Linked DNA regions of Homo sapiens: region 2 is linked to region 1. Evidence: chromatin loops called from intact Hi-C (ENCODE). Cell type or tissue: PC-3. All regions are shown on one strand. Region 1 overlaps TPK1 (thiamin pyrophosphokinase 1). Region 2 overlaps TPK1 (thiamin pyrophosphokinase 1).

Region 1 (8,000 bases):
GGTTACCCAACAGGCTCTGCAGCCAGACTACCTGGGCCTAAACCTCAACTCTGCTGCTTCCTGGACCTGTGACCTTGGGCAAGATAGTCAACCTCTCTGTACCTATCTCAGCATTCTCATTTCTAAAATGGGGCTAACAGTATATTCCCCTTAAGAATGTTTGTGAGAATAAACAAGGTAATACATAGAAAACTTGGAATAGTTCCTTGCATACAGTAAGCTCTCAGTAAATACTGGTAATCACCTGTATTATGCAAACATATATAAATATATAAAAATGAATGATACAGTTTATGCAGTGCAAACATGACACAAATTGTGTGGTACAAGTGAGCAGAAAATTCCTCACAGAACTCACCCACCTCTAACACATTGTCTCAACTGAGTAGTGCTTCTGTGTCTGCTAATAGCTGCATCAGCAGCTCTAACTCTTGGATGGCATAAAAATGATGCAATTTCACAACAAGAAGATTGACTAAACATAAGCCATTTACACTTCAAAAAGCAGTGCAAGGGCAAAAGCGTAACGTCAGATCTCATCTCAAGTATTGTTCTTACCTGGCAAGTGGAAACAATAACTCATCTCCTAACAGTAATAGAAAGGTTAAATTTATGATAGGCTTCAAGTATACAATACCACCATATGCCTAATCCTTTCATAGTTATCTAGTGTCACAGTCCAATGCACACTTCAACGGAATCACTAGTTTCTATGAATGTCATTAGTACGAGCTGGTCTGCACATGGGTTCCCTTCACTTGCATTTTTTTTTTTAATCAACAAGAATTGTCACAGGCAGATTCTAACAGATCCACTGAAACAGATAACACTAAATCAGTTGAACTGATAATAGGCAAGAGAGAACGTTCAGAAACCAATTGTTCCTATGATAATAGTAACCTGGATCAAGACAGACAGCAAAAAATAAACAAGGAAACTATTTTACAGTTTTGAACAAAACAGTATAAACATTCCACCAGGCTTCCCACACCCTAACTACTCTGGTTTTGTAAGCTACTTTAGAGCTTTGGGTATTGGACACCTACTTGTAAATTCCCATTACCATCTTATTTTTCTCAGTCCTAATATATGCCTGATGTTCCTATATAAACATTCCTAGCCTTGTACTTCAGTTTAGGCCAGCTTCTTTTACTTTCCATTCCTTGGATATCTCATCAAACCTAAATATATTCTATTCTATTTCCAAATTTTAGTTATAATTTTAGAAGTTTAAAATTTGAAGGAGAGGACAATATTTTTAGAGTTGACTCCAACACTCACTGGTTTGGCGAAATAAAGTCATTTCTGTAGTTAGAAGGTAATACTTAGCACATGGAGATCAAGCATATGGAAATTAAAATGACAAAACTATATAACTGCTGTCTAAATGCAAAGTTATGACTACTGGATACATTTCACTTTTTTAAAAAACAAGTGAGGGACCATAAATACAAATGCAGATGGTCCTGGAGTTCATTTCACCTCCTCCCCTTCCCCAATTTCTGGATTTTTCAAGGAGCTAGTTCAGCAGGTCAGAGTTAACAACGCAAGAATAGGCTGAAATTAGCTGCTTAGCAACACAAGCTCCCCACTCTAGTAACCTGGAAGTTCCCAGACACACAGTATTACAGTCACCTGGAGGTTCCAGCAAATATGTGGAACTTTTGTGGGGGTGGGAGGGCAGCAGTTGAGATTCCTCTCCTGGAGTGATTACAGGGCACCCTGCAGCACAGGCGAGCCTAGCCTAAGTCCTTTCCGTGGGATGAGCACCTGAGGAATCCCACAAGCTCCCAGGTATGTGTGACCTGCCCACTTTGTACATTGTCCTCAAAGGCTGCATGCTATGCTTTTACAGGTGCATTTTCACTTTTAATTCTCATAGTCTATGACAGGTCATTTACAGATAAGGAAACTGACTTCCAAGAAAGTTAAGATGACCTATTTACTCACCTTTTAAATTAACAACAAACTAAGGAGAATTTAGTGCTTAAAGTGTAATTTCCAAAAGGTTTAGAATCATGACCTTCATGCAAATATAAAAGGAACACATGCCAAAGATATTATTCAGCTCATCAATTAATGAGATTATTAGTACAAACTTGAGTGTGTGTGTGTGTGTGTGTGTGTGTGTGTGTGTGTGTGTGTAGGTGGAGTATTACTGAAATCAATGGTGAATCTATTATAAGAAGGGTTTCCAAGCTGAGTGACAAAGCATTCAGGGTGCCTCACTGAACTAACAGAGACACTGTATGAACTACTAACAGGTTTTTTGGACCCAATTACTTAGTAGAAGTTACTATTAGGTATTTGGTGCTGGTGGCCCCATGAAAAAATTACTGAGACACTGAAGACTAAAACTGAAAGTTTAGTAATGTCTACCATAGAGCAATGAAACATAATATCTGGGGATATTTCTTCAGGGTGGAAATCAATTCTATCCTACTGGACAAAATTCATTTGCATTATTATAGATAAGAATCTTGGTCGGGCGCGGTGGCTCATGCCTGTAATCCCAGCACTTTGGGAGGCCGAGGCGGGTGGATCATGAGGTCAGGAGTTTAAAACCAGCCTGGCCAAGATGGTGAAATCCCGTCTCTACCAAAAATACAAAAATTAGCTCAGAGCAGTGGCAGGCGCCTGTAATCCCAGCTACTCGGGAGGCTGAGGCAGGAGAATTGCTTAAATCCGGGTGGCAGAGGTTGCAGTGAGCCAAGATTGTGCCACTGCACTCCAGCCTGGATGACAGAGTAAGACTCCATCTAGAATCGTTTGCATGACTATTAGTTAACTTCTATCCCTACAGCATTGCAAAATTGCCTAATCAAAAAAAAAGTGAAAGGTATACACCCTGTATCTAGTCACTTCAGGATCCACTAAACAAGCCCAGCGTTCCACTGAAAAGACTCCTAGTAATCTTTTCTGATCATTTTCAAGTCTTGGACAACCTTTCCCACCTTAGATTATGGGCAGTACTACCAAGAGTACCACAAAAATCACGATGCGGGAGTGAAAAAGCAGGATCAGCTATAATCCATGAATATTTCCATCCAGAATTGCAGAGCATCCACTGCCAGCAAGGACATATTGAAAGGGACACACTAATATGCTGATACTGCCACATAACCTGCTACAGCCTTTCTGGAAAGCCACCTAGGAACATGTACTGGAAACCCTACAGGCTCATAACTTTGATTATTTAATTCTACTCCCAGAAATACACACTCAACATACAATCAGAAGTGGACTAAGGTACATAAATATCTCACAGTGTTAATCACAAAAATAAAAAATTTAAAACAAGTTAATTTACCACCTTAAATATTTCTTCTTTCCAGAAGCCTTCAATAAACCCCCAAATCCTTCCTGTGTGATCCAAGGTTGCCCTTACATGTCTCTTACCACATTGTACTCTAATGTCTCACTTGCTTATCCATTTGCCCTACTAGGCTATAATCTCTATGGAAACTTGGACCATGTATTTCAATTGCATGGATTTAGTATGATGCTACATGCATAACAGACAAAGTTGGCTCAATAAATAAAATGTTAAACAGCCTGAAAACATATGTTTCCTCTATAGAAATGAAACCATAATTACAAGTATTAACAAGTATTTTTCACAAAGAGGCCATTTTAATTCCATTTTCAAAAAGCTTTGATATATTCTGACTTACAGTAACCAATTCAGATGCGAGATTCACCAAAAAAAAAAAAAAAAAAGTGAGGTCAGAAACAGCTTTACTGACTTCAAACTTCAGAACTCTTCAACTATCATTCCTTAAAATCAAAAGCATGGGCTTATTTAATAGGATGATATCATCCAGAGAAAAGAATGTGATCGTGTGACTACTTTCTTTGGCTTTAAGCCATAACTAGAAGAATGTATTCAGTCACAGATGTCTCATTTGTAAAGGGATACTCAGGAATTGAAATGCCTGAAGAAGCATAACTTACAAACATCTCTCTGGTTAACGATTTTCCAAAAGAAAATTGTTTGTGTGATTTTAACACCCAAACTTTATAGAGTGTATATATCTCATAATATAGTAATTTTTGGCCAATAATTCCAAAGGAAAATTTTAGATTTACTTCCCCCAAACTCAATAAAACACCAAAACAAAATTATATATGAGAAAAGCCTGAAGTTATATCTTAACCAATTACATTGATAAAATATCAGCATTACGTGTAGACATTTTGAAAGGCAGACCAAGGGCCAAAAAAGTGGATATGCACCTCAGATGTTGCTGGTGTGGAAAAAGGTATCACCTCATCGCACTCAGGTGAGCCATCCTCTGCCACTGGGTATGTGTCCTGAATGCCTCATCACACTATACATTTTCACAGACAACAATAAAGCTCAAAAGAAAACCACTGGATATTAATCGTTGAAAAGAAGTTCTAGATAATGATAAATGTTATCATGAAATGTGATGGAGGGTGTTTTTAATTATTTTAAAAGGAAGTTGCTATTCCTCTTGGGTAGTGCCTTTCACATTTTAAGGAGCATTAAGGCTGACCGAGGGTCTCGTTAAAATGCAGATATTTATTCAGTCAGTCTGAAGTGGGGCCTGAGATTCTGCTTTTCTAACAGGCACTGAGGCATGCCAATGCTATTGGCCTAAGAATTTCAATTTAAGTAACAAGGTTTTAGAGCACCATACAAAGAAATTTATAAACTTAAACAAGGTATGCAACTGTGCGACCTTCCATTTTCCTGCTCCCGCTTCCTCTTTTCATTTCTTCTTTAATCTCAAAGCACTGATTGTCTCCCCTGATGATTTATCAAGACCTTCCTGTTCAGGATTCTCAATATCCTACAGAAGCTGCAATTTAAGATAACAAAACAGGCCAAGCATGGTGGTACACCTGTAATCCCAGCACTTTGGGAGGCCAAGGCGGGCAGATCACCTGAGGTCAAGAGTTCAAGAGAACCCTGGCCAACATGGCGAAACCCCGTCTCTACTAAAAATAAAAAAATTAGCCAGGCGTGGTGGCATGCACCTGTAGCCCCAGCTACTCAGGAGGATGAGGCAGGAGGATCGATAGAACCTGGGAGACAGAGGTTGCAGTGAGCCAAGATTGTCACTGCACTCCAGCCTGAGCAACAGAGCGAGACTCCATCTCCAAAATAAAATAAAATAAAATAACGAAAACAGGTCCCAGTAAGCATTCTTGACAAGGACATCTGATTTTCCAAAAGTAGGTAACTGATACCTATATTGGGATAGGCTGGAAAGCATTACATGAAAAGAAAATTGTTGATATGTCTTCCCATGCCTAGAATGGTTCCCAGTACACAGCAGGCAGGCACTCAAATAATTGTTCAACAAATGGCTATGATCTGATTAAGATTTTTCAGTATTTGAAGGGTAATTAGGTAGAAAACAAGTAAAGATCTTCTATGCTATTTACGGTGGAAAATAGAGAGCTAAGGGTAAACTTCAGCTTTTTTAAAATACATATTTTAGTCATCAGTTGTCTGTCCAATAATGCTACATGTTTTCTCAAAAAGACTGAGCTATCTGAACATGTTCCAGCATAAAAACCAGATGGCTATCTCAGAGGATTACTAAGGAATACACACACCAGGAACAGTAAAGGTTTCAAAGGTCTCCTACCCATCCAAAGGATTCACTCAGAGCATGTGTATTTGGATTAGGAAGAAACTTTTTCTAGAACAGTTTTCCTATTTTGAAAAAAGAAAAAAAGGTTTTTTGGCAGCAATTGGGCTGGCAAGCCAAAACCTTACACATGACCTATGAGTAAATCAAAAGCTTAAATTCACTGGAACTCATAAAAACAAAAGAAACTATTCCACTGTGAAAAATGAATACCTTCAAAGACAATGGTGTGACAAAGACACAGAAATACTCAGAATAACATCCATTTGTTGCAGCATTTGTTTGCCACCTACAAAGAATAACTTTCAGATGCATTTTACCAACAGCAACAAAAAAAATAAAATGTATTTGATGGGAAGTTAATGCACAAATTCACCTCGTTTTCCTAGAAAACCTCAAAGACATCTCGTGTTAATGTGTCAATACCCACAGATTTTTTTGGTGTAATTATGCCGTAATATTTTATCATTGTGAATATTAAAACTACCCCACAGGCTCACTTGATATTTTCAATTTTTTCATCTAAAAAAACCATTTTTTCTAATACTGCTACAAAATAAAAATTTAGATAATTTTTTAAAGATTTAAAATTATTTTTAAACTCACTTTAGAAGTTTTAGTTTCTAAAAGCATGGAACTATTAAAATGCTAATATGGAAAGATGGGGGGGCAGGTGCCATAAGACTAAATACCACTGAATCAAAGGAAATTGATTGTCTAGATGATGTGGAAAAGATAGCTTATAAAGTTAATGAGATCTTATTTAAGGCAAGAGAAACAATTTGCTCACGGACAACAAGGATGAATCAAAATGTTGTCATCAAGTATAACTAATCTAATTAAAAGTACAGCAAAGGCTGGGCTCGGGCCTGTAATCCCAACACTTTGGGAGGCCGAGGCGGGCGGATCACGAGGTCAGGAAATCGAGACCATCCTGGCTGACACGGTGAAACCCCGTGTCTCTACTAAAAATACAAAAACTTAGCCAGGCGTGGTGGCGGGCGCCTGTGGTCCCAGCTACTCGCGAGGCTGAGGCAGGAGAATAGCATGAACCCGGGAGGTGGAGGTTGCAGTGAGCTGAGATCACGCCACTGCACTCCAGCCTGGGCGACAGAGCAAGACACCATCTCAAAAAAAAAAAAAAAAAAAAAAAAAAGGACAGCAAATATTAAGGCAAATATGAAAATAAAACAAAATACGAAGAAAAGTTAAACTATACCAAATGCAGTAAGTAATAAGTAAAAAATAAGTAAAGGGTAGTTAACAGCAAGTCTCAGTAAATTAGAAATAGGTTGAAAGAAATAAAAAAGAAGAATTCCAACAATTATAAGTTATACGCCAAGAAAAGCATGAACAGTCAACACAGTGAGTGTCCTGGAAACATTCCAGAGATTTGAGAGCTACGTAGGAGGATTTCTGATTGGGTAGGAGAGTACCATAAGATCCTTGAAACTCTGGAATTCACAAATTCGTATCTTCCACTATCTTAGCCCTTGATAACAAAAATATCACAATCCTTAAGCAGCAGATAAGGCTAATCCTTACACAGCAGCTTTAGTCAGAGATTTCTTTACCATACCAGATGAAAGTGTCTTGGGCAACCCGCTGGGGTCCCCTTCCACACTTTGGAAGCTTTGTTCTTTTGCTCTTTGCAATAAATCTTGCTACTGCTCACTCTTTGGAAAAAAAAAAAAAAAGAAAGTGTCTTAAAAAACCAATCAACAATAACCCTGAAAGTTTTCTAGGTTTTAAAGCAAGAATACTGCTTTAAACAACAAGAACAAAAGTCATTATAATTTTAGGGGAAATAGACATTCAGAAAACCTAGGTTTTAGTCCAGTTCTATCTCTAGTATCTATTTCTAAGGCTTTCTTTGGAAAAGAAATATTCTTTTCCTTGCCTATGAAGTTCTTTCCAAACTTACAAGGCTACGACGTACTCCTTGCTAATACGAATAAAAACAAAACATTTGACAAATTACCACAAATTAAACACAGATCAAGTATGTCTAATGAAAATTTATCATCTGAATTGAGATGTGCCAGATACGTAAACTACACACCTGAGTTTGAAGATTCTGTGCAAAAAACGGAAACTATAGCATTAGTAGTGATTTCTATTGACCACATGTCAAAATAATATAATTTTAGATTAAATAAGACAAACAAAATTAAAATTCATAACCTTTATAATGAGACTATTAGAAAATTTTGAATTATATAACATACGAAATTACATTTCCATTGTGTTGTACTAAACAGCCTGTTATGTACTGAAATCTTTCACAGTAAGATTTGTCAACCCTTTTTATTTTCCTACAACATCTATTAGATGTGTGGCCCATAATGGATAAGCAGGAATGAACAGAGAAACCTT
Region 2 (8,000 bases), 86 kb before region 1:
TAACTTTTAAACAGTCAAATACTCCTAGCTTTTAAACTTCTAGGTTTCCAATCCTAGATGAGAAAGACCTTCCCTAATCCTACATTCATATATATCCTGATTGCCTTCAAAAATTTTTGTTTTTCTTTTTTACATTTATGTATTTTTATGTATTTGGAAATATTTTCACATGTGATATAAGGGTCTGATACAATCACATAGTCTCTATAGATGAGGAAAATATTTTGAAGACGTTTAAATCAGCAGTGTTACAAAACAGTTTAAATTGACTGATTCAAGTTTCCTTATTAAATTTTTTGCAATAAGGTAAAAAAATGTGAATAGGTATTATCTATCCATCGTATTTATAAACTGTTGGCTAATTCACCCTAGCAAGCATCTCTCCTCAATTTAAAAATCTGGCTAAGTCAAGGAAGCATGTTCTCATTAATTAAAAGTCATAAGGCCTAGGCAAGACTATACTGATATAATAATTACAATATTTGACTGCAATTCAATACACATACATAAAACAACTATAATGAGTAAAAAAGTTTTAGGTTAAATTCAAACTGTTTTCAGGAGATAGTGCCTAACTGTGCTACATGACATTCTCCATACAAGTCTTCCAATGTAACTGTTACTGTTACATGAAGGACAGACAATCCAATTCTTTGGCTAAAAATGGATGTTTGTAATCAAATTTTCCACGGTTATTAGGACTCGAGACTGTTCTAACACTCAAATGTGGCAGATAAGTCCAAGGTAGTAGGTTGCTTCTAATATTCTCTATATTACAATCTTTTTCATTACATTTCTGCCTCTGCTCATAAAGTAGAATTCTTAATCCTAGTGGCATACTTTACTTCAACATTGTGAAATATTTTAAGTATAACCTGGCTGGGTTTTTGGCTTCCAGGTTCTTCTACTTTTCCAGAAGGATCCTTGAACACTGTCATGCCAGCCAAAGCCCAAGAAAAAACATCCTCTATAATACAGTAGAAGAGAGAGGCACTAAACTGGTCAGTGTCAGTCAGGATTCTTCAGTTTGAAAGATAACAGCTGTTCCCTTCCACACCAGCATAATAAATAAAGAATTCTATGCCCTGGTGTTTTTTTTTTTTTTCCTTTTTGAAACATCACTTTTGATCTCCTTACAATTTATTATCAGCGATGGCATTTTTGCCTGCAGCAGTTTTTCAGCCAACTCCTGACGTGTGTGCATCCACGCAGATCTCTGCTCAATCCCTAAAGTCCCTTTTAGAATTGCAGCAGCATGCATACTCCCCACCACACAAAATACGACACGCATACAGGTGGTTATTTCTTGTGCTGGGTTTCATCTTCAGTACAGGTTAAAAACTCTCAAGGGCACAGCCTTCCTTATCTGCCTCTCAAATTTCCTTTCAAGCATCCTGCACAGTACATTGGTAAAATCCCGGATGATACATAAATCCTCACTGATTGATTTATAACACACACTTACAGATTGTAAATCCTGCTAAGGAAAGGGTCCTGTCTCGTTGTCTTTGTAATCCCGGCAATCTGCTAGCTCCTCAGCTCATGGAGCTCACTCATTTTTTAACCTAATAAGCATTTTGAACATTATTAATTTGCAACATTGGACAAGAGGCTTAAGAACTTTATAGTGACATAATCCTAAGGATATGTCCTTTTCACTAAACACTTTGCTTGTTTGTTTTAAATCAAGAAGACAAATTTCTTCAGAAAACAGTGTCTTTAATTAAGAATTTAATGCTAATAATGATAGCTTGTCACACTCTTCCACATAAAGCTCACCCTAGTAAAAATATTGTAAACAAGAGTGTTCTAATTAAAATAAACAAAGATCCCTCTTTGATCTGGGAATTAAAATAATAAGTACTAAAAACAGCGAAGTACACCAAAATATGGTAACAACTGACATTTTTGCCTAGCTTCATAAATGTATCACTTTTTAAAGAAATTAACTTTTTTCTGTTCAAAATATTTTATTTTCTGTAGTATTACAGAATTTCTAAGCTTTCTAAGGGGATATTTTCAAAGAAGCAGTTGCCGTAAATGTTAAAGAAAATCAAAATTAAAACCCAGTAAACAAAAGCTTTCACTTAAACATCAAACTTATCATGCAGAGAGGAGAAGGGAAGTATTCACAAAAGGAAATATAATATTAAAAAGCTATGTTCTCACTGGTAAAAGACAAGAATTGATGCTATATGAGACTTTAGTAGGGCTGAAGTCTAAATCTATGAAGGCCATTATCTCAGAATCTAATAAAAGTTGTGCTAAAACAAAAATGTTCCCCTAAGACCTAAGCCACTGGTTATCAAACCAGACCAGAGGGAGGCAAAGGAGGGAGGAGAGAAAGAAAAGAAAAAAGAGAAGAGAAGAGAGAAAAGAAAAGAGAAGAGAAAGAGAAAAAAAAGAAAAAAGAGAAGAAAAGAAAAAAGAAAAGGAAAGGAAAGGAAAAGGGAAAGGGAAAGAGAGAAAGAGAAAGAAAAGAAAAAACGTGGGGGAAGAAGGAAGGAAAGGAGGGAGGGAGGGAGGGGAGGGGAGGGAAGGGCAGGGCAGTAGAGTAGAGAGGAGGCAAGTGAATAAGGGAGGGGGAGAAGGGAGGGAGGAAGGAAAAGAAGAAGGAAGTAAGACAAACCTGTTAGGAATGTTAATTCTTAAATCCTATCCCAGACCCACTGAATCCAAAATGCTGGGCTAGGGCCCTCCAGGTAATTCTGATGCATGCTAAATTTGAGAACCACTGGCCTATAGCACATGAACAAAATGAACATATCCAGAAGTGAGGACAGAATATAAAATAAATTTTGCTATAAGTTAAAGCTCATAAAAAAGTGAACATCCTAATCAAGACAAATATTACATTGATGGAATAATAAAGATTAAAATATAATAAATTACACCTTAATGTCTATTTTTGGGGGTAACACCTTATTGAAATATAACTCACATGCCATAAAATTAATACATTTAAATTGTACAATTAATGGTTTTAGTATATCACAGAGTTGTGCAACCATCATGACCAATTTTAGAATATTTTCATCATCCTAAAAAGAAACCCTACACTTTGGTAAGTCTCCCCTATTGCCCTAGTCTCCAGCATCTACTAATATATTCTGTATCTCTACAGATGTGCCTGTTCTGGACATTTCATATGAATGGAACCATAATATGTTCTTCTGTGTCTGCATTCCTTCATTTAACTTAATATTTTCAAGGTTCAGCAATGTCACAGCATGTATCAATACATCATTCCTTTTTCTGACCAAGTAATTTTCTATTATATGAATGGAACATATTCTTTAGCCATTGTTTTTTCCATTCATCCACCCATTACTGGACGTTTGGGTTGTTTCTACCTTTGGGCTATTATAAGTAACACAGCTATGAACATTTGAGTACAAGTTTTGTTTGGACATATATCTTCATTTCTCTTGGGTACATACCTAGGAGTGGAAATAGCTGGGTCAAATGGTAACTCTATTTTTAACAATTTGAGGAATTGCCAGACTGTTTTCCAAATTTATTGCACAATGTTGCATTCCCACGAGCGGTATATGAGGGTTCTGCTTTCTCCATATCCACCCCAACACTTGCTAGTATCTGAATTTTTTACTCTAGCCATCTTAGAGGGTGTGAGGTGGTATCTCATTTGGGTTTTGATTTGCATTTCCCTGATGACTAATGATGTCAGGCATCTTTTCATGTGCATGTTGGCCATTTGTATATCTTCCCTGGAATAAGTCTATTCAGATCCCTTGTTCGTTTCTAAATTGGATCATTTTTCTTATTATTGAGCTGTAAGAATTCTTTATATGTTCTAGATATAAGTCTTTTATCAGATATAAGATTGGCAAATATGATTGGCAAATATTTCTTCCCATTCTCTGGGTTTCCTTTCACTTTCTTGATAGCAATCTTTGAAACACAAAATGTTTACTTTTTAAAAAATATGAAAAAAAGCCAAATTAAAAAAAAACAAAGAAAAAGATACAACAAAAACAAACCAAAAAAAACAAAAACAAAAAACAAAAAATACAGAAAAAAGTTTACTTTTTTAATGTTTCCTGAAAAATACTGGTTTTCAATTCACTATACAATGCTAAGTGTAATTTTTCATTAAGATGCTGGATATTAACATATAGAAACTTACGGGTTTTGCGGTGGACAGTTTATTGGAAACACTGTTCATGTTACAGAGCTATGGCATACAACCACCACTTGGTGGCAGTTAACTGCCAAAAGAGTATTACGAATAAGTTACCTGAATGTAAAAGTCAATGGTTCTGTGACAATCTTGCCATTATCTATATTAATTAATCACTTCCACTGCATGGATAATCAGAAATACAGAGAAACACAAAATAAAGAGTCCATCTGCTTTCCACGGAAACACTTTAAAAATACTGTATACACTACAAGGATAATTTCCCTTGAGATACAACATGCAGAGAGCTCCCATGCTATAAGGGACTCAAGGAAGCAATGCAATGATATTCTGGAAAAAAAAAAAAAACTGGTTGTAGAAGTCTTTAAATTTTAGAAGAAAAGTAAACATTGAAGAAAAAAAAAACTTGTTTATGTGCTCACCGAAAAAAAGGAGGGGGGGATCAAATTGAAGTAGCCAGTAGACATCAGACCAATTTTCCTCAAATGGAAAACGTAGAACATGAAGTCACAGTAAATAAATGGGCATAAGCAGGCAGACAGGCAGGCTGCCAGACACACAGAAAGAAGTGCGGGCAGGCAGAAAAACAGAAATGTACAAGTAACAGAGATTACAAGAGCTAGGAATGCTGATCTCATGGAGGTAGTGAGTAGAAGGATAGTAACCAGAGGCTGGGAAGGCTATGGCACAGGCAGATGAAGAGAGGCTGGTTAATGGGTACAAACATAAAGTTAGATAGAAAGAATAAGTTTTAGTATTCAATAGCACAGTAGTGTAACTACAGTTAACAATAATATATATTTCAAAACAGAAGATCTGAAGTGTTCCCAACACAGAGAAATGATACATGTTTGAGACAATGGATATGCTAAATACTCTGATTGGATCATGACACACTGTAGGCATATATCAAATATCACATGTACCACATAAACATGTACAACTAATATGCATCAATTTAAATATTTTCTTTAGAAAGAGATTCTCTTCTTCAACACAATCTCCAACGGCGCACAACATGCAAGGTGCTATACGAAGCACCAACATAAAGAGAGAGAAGCCAAAGACTTTATGCTCAGTCTACCTGTGAAGACACACATATATGAGTAAGGATGGGAAAGAAATTTCAAATATAAATTGTAAACACTTCTTAAAGCCTAAGGAAGCTGGATGTCACGCTCTAGGAAATGTTTACACCTGCAAAGCTTCTGAACTGAGAGAACAAGAACATAGACAAATGAATCTAAAAGGTAACGTGCAGCATAAATGTAACTGGAAAATAATCAGAAGCAGACAACTCAGAGAACAGCTGAAATAGGACAGAATTAGCATCAAGAAGAGATTAGTTTAGGTAGGAAGTAAAAATGGATGAGAACAATATGAAAACACTGTAAAGAAAAACTTGACAATAGTTGATCATACCCATAAGGATGAAAAAAAAATAAGGAAGTCGTGGGTTAAAAATAGCTCCACAGAGTGAGCCTTAGTGAATAAAAAAGGAGGTAAGTCCACCGAAGTTCTGATTTTAAGACAAAGATGTGGTTTCAAATGTGTCAGGTAAGAGACTTACATAGAAATATCCAGTAGAGGCCAGGCATGGTGGCTCATGCCTGTATTCCCAGCACTTTGGGAGGCTGAGCAGGAGGATCACTTGAGGTCAGGAGTTCAAGACCAGCCTGGCCAACATGGTGAAACCCTGTCTCTACTAAAAATACAAAAATTAGCCGGGCGTGGTGGTGCACACCTGTAGTCCCAGCTACTCAGGAGGCTGAGGCAAGAGAATCATGTGAACCTGGGAGGCAGAGGCTGCAGTGAGCCAAGATCGCGCCACTGCCCTCCAGCCTGGGTAACAGTGTGAAGCTCCATCTCAAAAAAAGAAAAAAGAAATATGCGGTAGAGAGCATATTTCAGGCTAAGAATAATAGAGTTAATATCAGTTTAGCAATTTGAAAACAAATAAATCTTAATCCAATATTCAAAGTAAACAGCCAAAACAATTCTATTAAATGTAGTCCCCTATGGAAAACTTCCGTACTGTTTTAATTAAAATTACCTATTGCTATTCTCCAGGCACAGTTATAAAGCAAAACTTAGATGGGCTTGTAGGGTGGGAGGGAGAGAGGGGATACAGAGTTAAAAAGTACCAGTTTATATATGGAATATAGGTAGCAAAAGGAATTGGAAGCAGACAAAAGCTGAAGGGAAAAATAAATGTAGCCTCAATTTCTGACATTAATGTGGCCATTTAAAAGCTTAATTATTGCTTATAATCTATGTCTGTGCTGTATTAATAAATTTAAATCTCATGAAATATAAATCTTCACTTTTTTTTTTTTTTTTGAGACAGTCTTGTCCCTTCACCCAAGCTGGAGTGCAATGGCGCAATCTCAGCTCACTGCGACCTCTACCTCCTAGGTTCTAGCATAAATCTTCACTTTATTTGCTACTATATAATGCTTATCTCCAAAAGCTCAAAAGAACATTATTGCCTTTACCTTTATAAAATTTATATAGGAAAGACTCCATTTCCTGAGAAAATAAAGTTAGGAGAAATTTAGTTTTTTCCAAAATTAGAAAATGGTCCTTAATTTATCTGGATTTGGAATTGTTGTTGTTGTTGTTTTGGCATATTGAAAGATACCTGTATTTTACAATATTCCACATAGTTAGATAACAGACTTAAATAAATACTTTAAATTAAATACTCATAAAGAATACTATTCTTTCCAATTCTTTAATTTCCTTCAGTTGTTATATTTTTAACATAATAGTTATTAGTGTATTTTTAAAAGAAAGTTTCAAATAGCTAGCTTAAACATTAAAAATACCATCTTCATCTATTACATTATCTAAGGTGCTAACATTTTAATCATTCCAAATAACACTGATAGTAGATAAAATGTGCAAAAAAATCATACAAACTTTGAAGAAATTAATCAAAAACAACCCATTCCATAAGTTAAAAAAATAAAAACACATCTGTTTACCAATGCTTTAAGAAGACAAAATAGTGATAAGTATGTTGATTATTTTGGAGAAATGTTTTCTCTCACTTTTTGTTACGGCACCAAAACTGAAAAGAAAATGGGCTATTTGGTGAGTTCAAATAAAGATAATGGCGGCACCCAATTAAGTAATCAAGTATAACAACCACCTAATTTTATGTAACAACACAGTAGTCAGATACCATCCAAAGACTGTCTTAACACAGTCACACTGGAGGAGATCATATACACACACACACACACATAAATACACACGAGATGACATTAAGACAGGATTACTTTTGGCTGGAGGAAGAAATGGGTGAAGCTTGGTGAAGGGAAAAAACAGAAATGAGCAACCTGAGTGTGTAAACATTTTGCAGAATCCAAGTGGCTTCTTTTACCTCCATTGATCATCTGTCATTTCTGGAGAACCAAATACTACTAGGCACAAAGTATCTCAACTGGCACTCTTCCAGAGAGTAAAAGTGTGACCTGATTAGAAATTAGAAGTTTGTAGGAAACTATAAGGTAATATTTGATCAGGGCAGTCACATCTTTAAGCAGATGAGGAAAGCCTAATCAGAATGATGGGTTATTCTCTGGGAAATATCCTGATACTAACATGGCGAAGTGGGTCTCACAAGGCAGGTCTCACAGGCTCAGAAGAGGCACAAATCACAGGTTATAGTACCATCAGCCCTACTAGTACAAGTCTTTCACATCTCCTTTATTAGTACCTAGCATTTAACTCACAGGCACACATGAGACTGGGTGGAAAAGAGAACGGAAAGAAAGATAGTCTCAATAATTTATTAACAAGGATGATGCAGTATAGTAACAAAAAAGAATGA

What was found. Hi-C counts contacts between places; a loop is a spot of excess contacts. Peaks named below come from ENCODE experiments on the same cell type or tissue, not always from the same donor. Only the 100,000 strongest peaks of a DNase experiment are listed, where the experiment ranks them.
Region 2: it touches region 1 in a loop (7-fold over the local background); 30 of 110 quality-filtered maps call a loop at or near these places.

What each region holds. Positions count from the first base shown.
Region 1 is chr7:144,820,717-144,828,716 of GRCh38, forward strand. All of the region lies in intron 2 of TPK1 (thiamin pyrophosphokinase 1), which reads right to left. Among named protein-coding and RNA genes, the nearest start is that of TPK1, 11 kb to the right of the region's middle. In PC-3, no CTCF peak of the experiment used is centred here; a DNase peak (open chromatin) is centred at 3,855.
Region 2 is chr7:144,734,689-144,742,688 of GRCh38, forward strand. All of the region lies in intron 3 of TPK1 (thiamin pyrophosphokinase 1), which reads right to left. Among named protein-coding and RNA genes, the nearest start is that of TPK1, 97 kb to the right of the region's middle. In PC-3, CTCF peaks have their summits at 4,200 (motif pointing right) and 4,399; no DNase peak of the experiment used is centred here.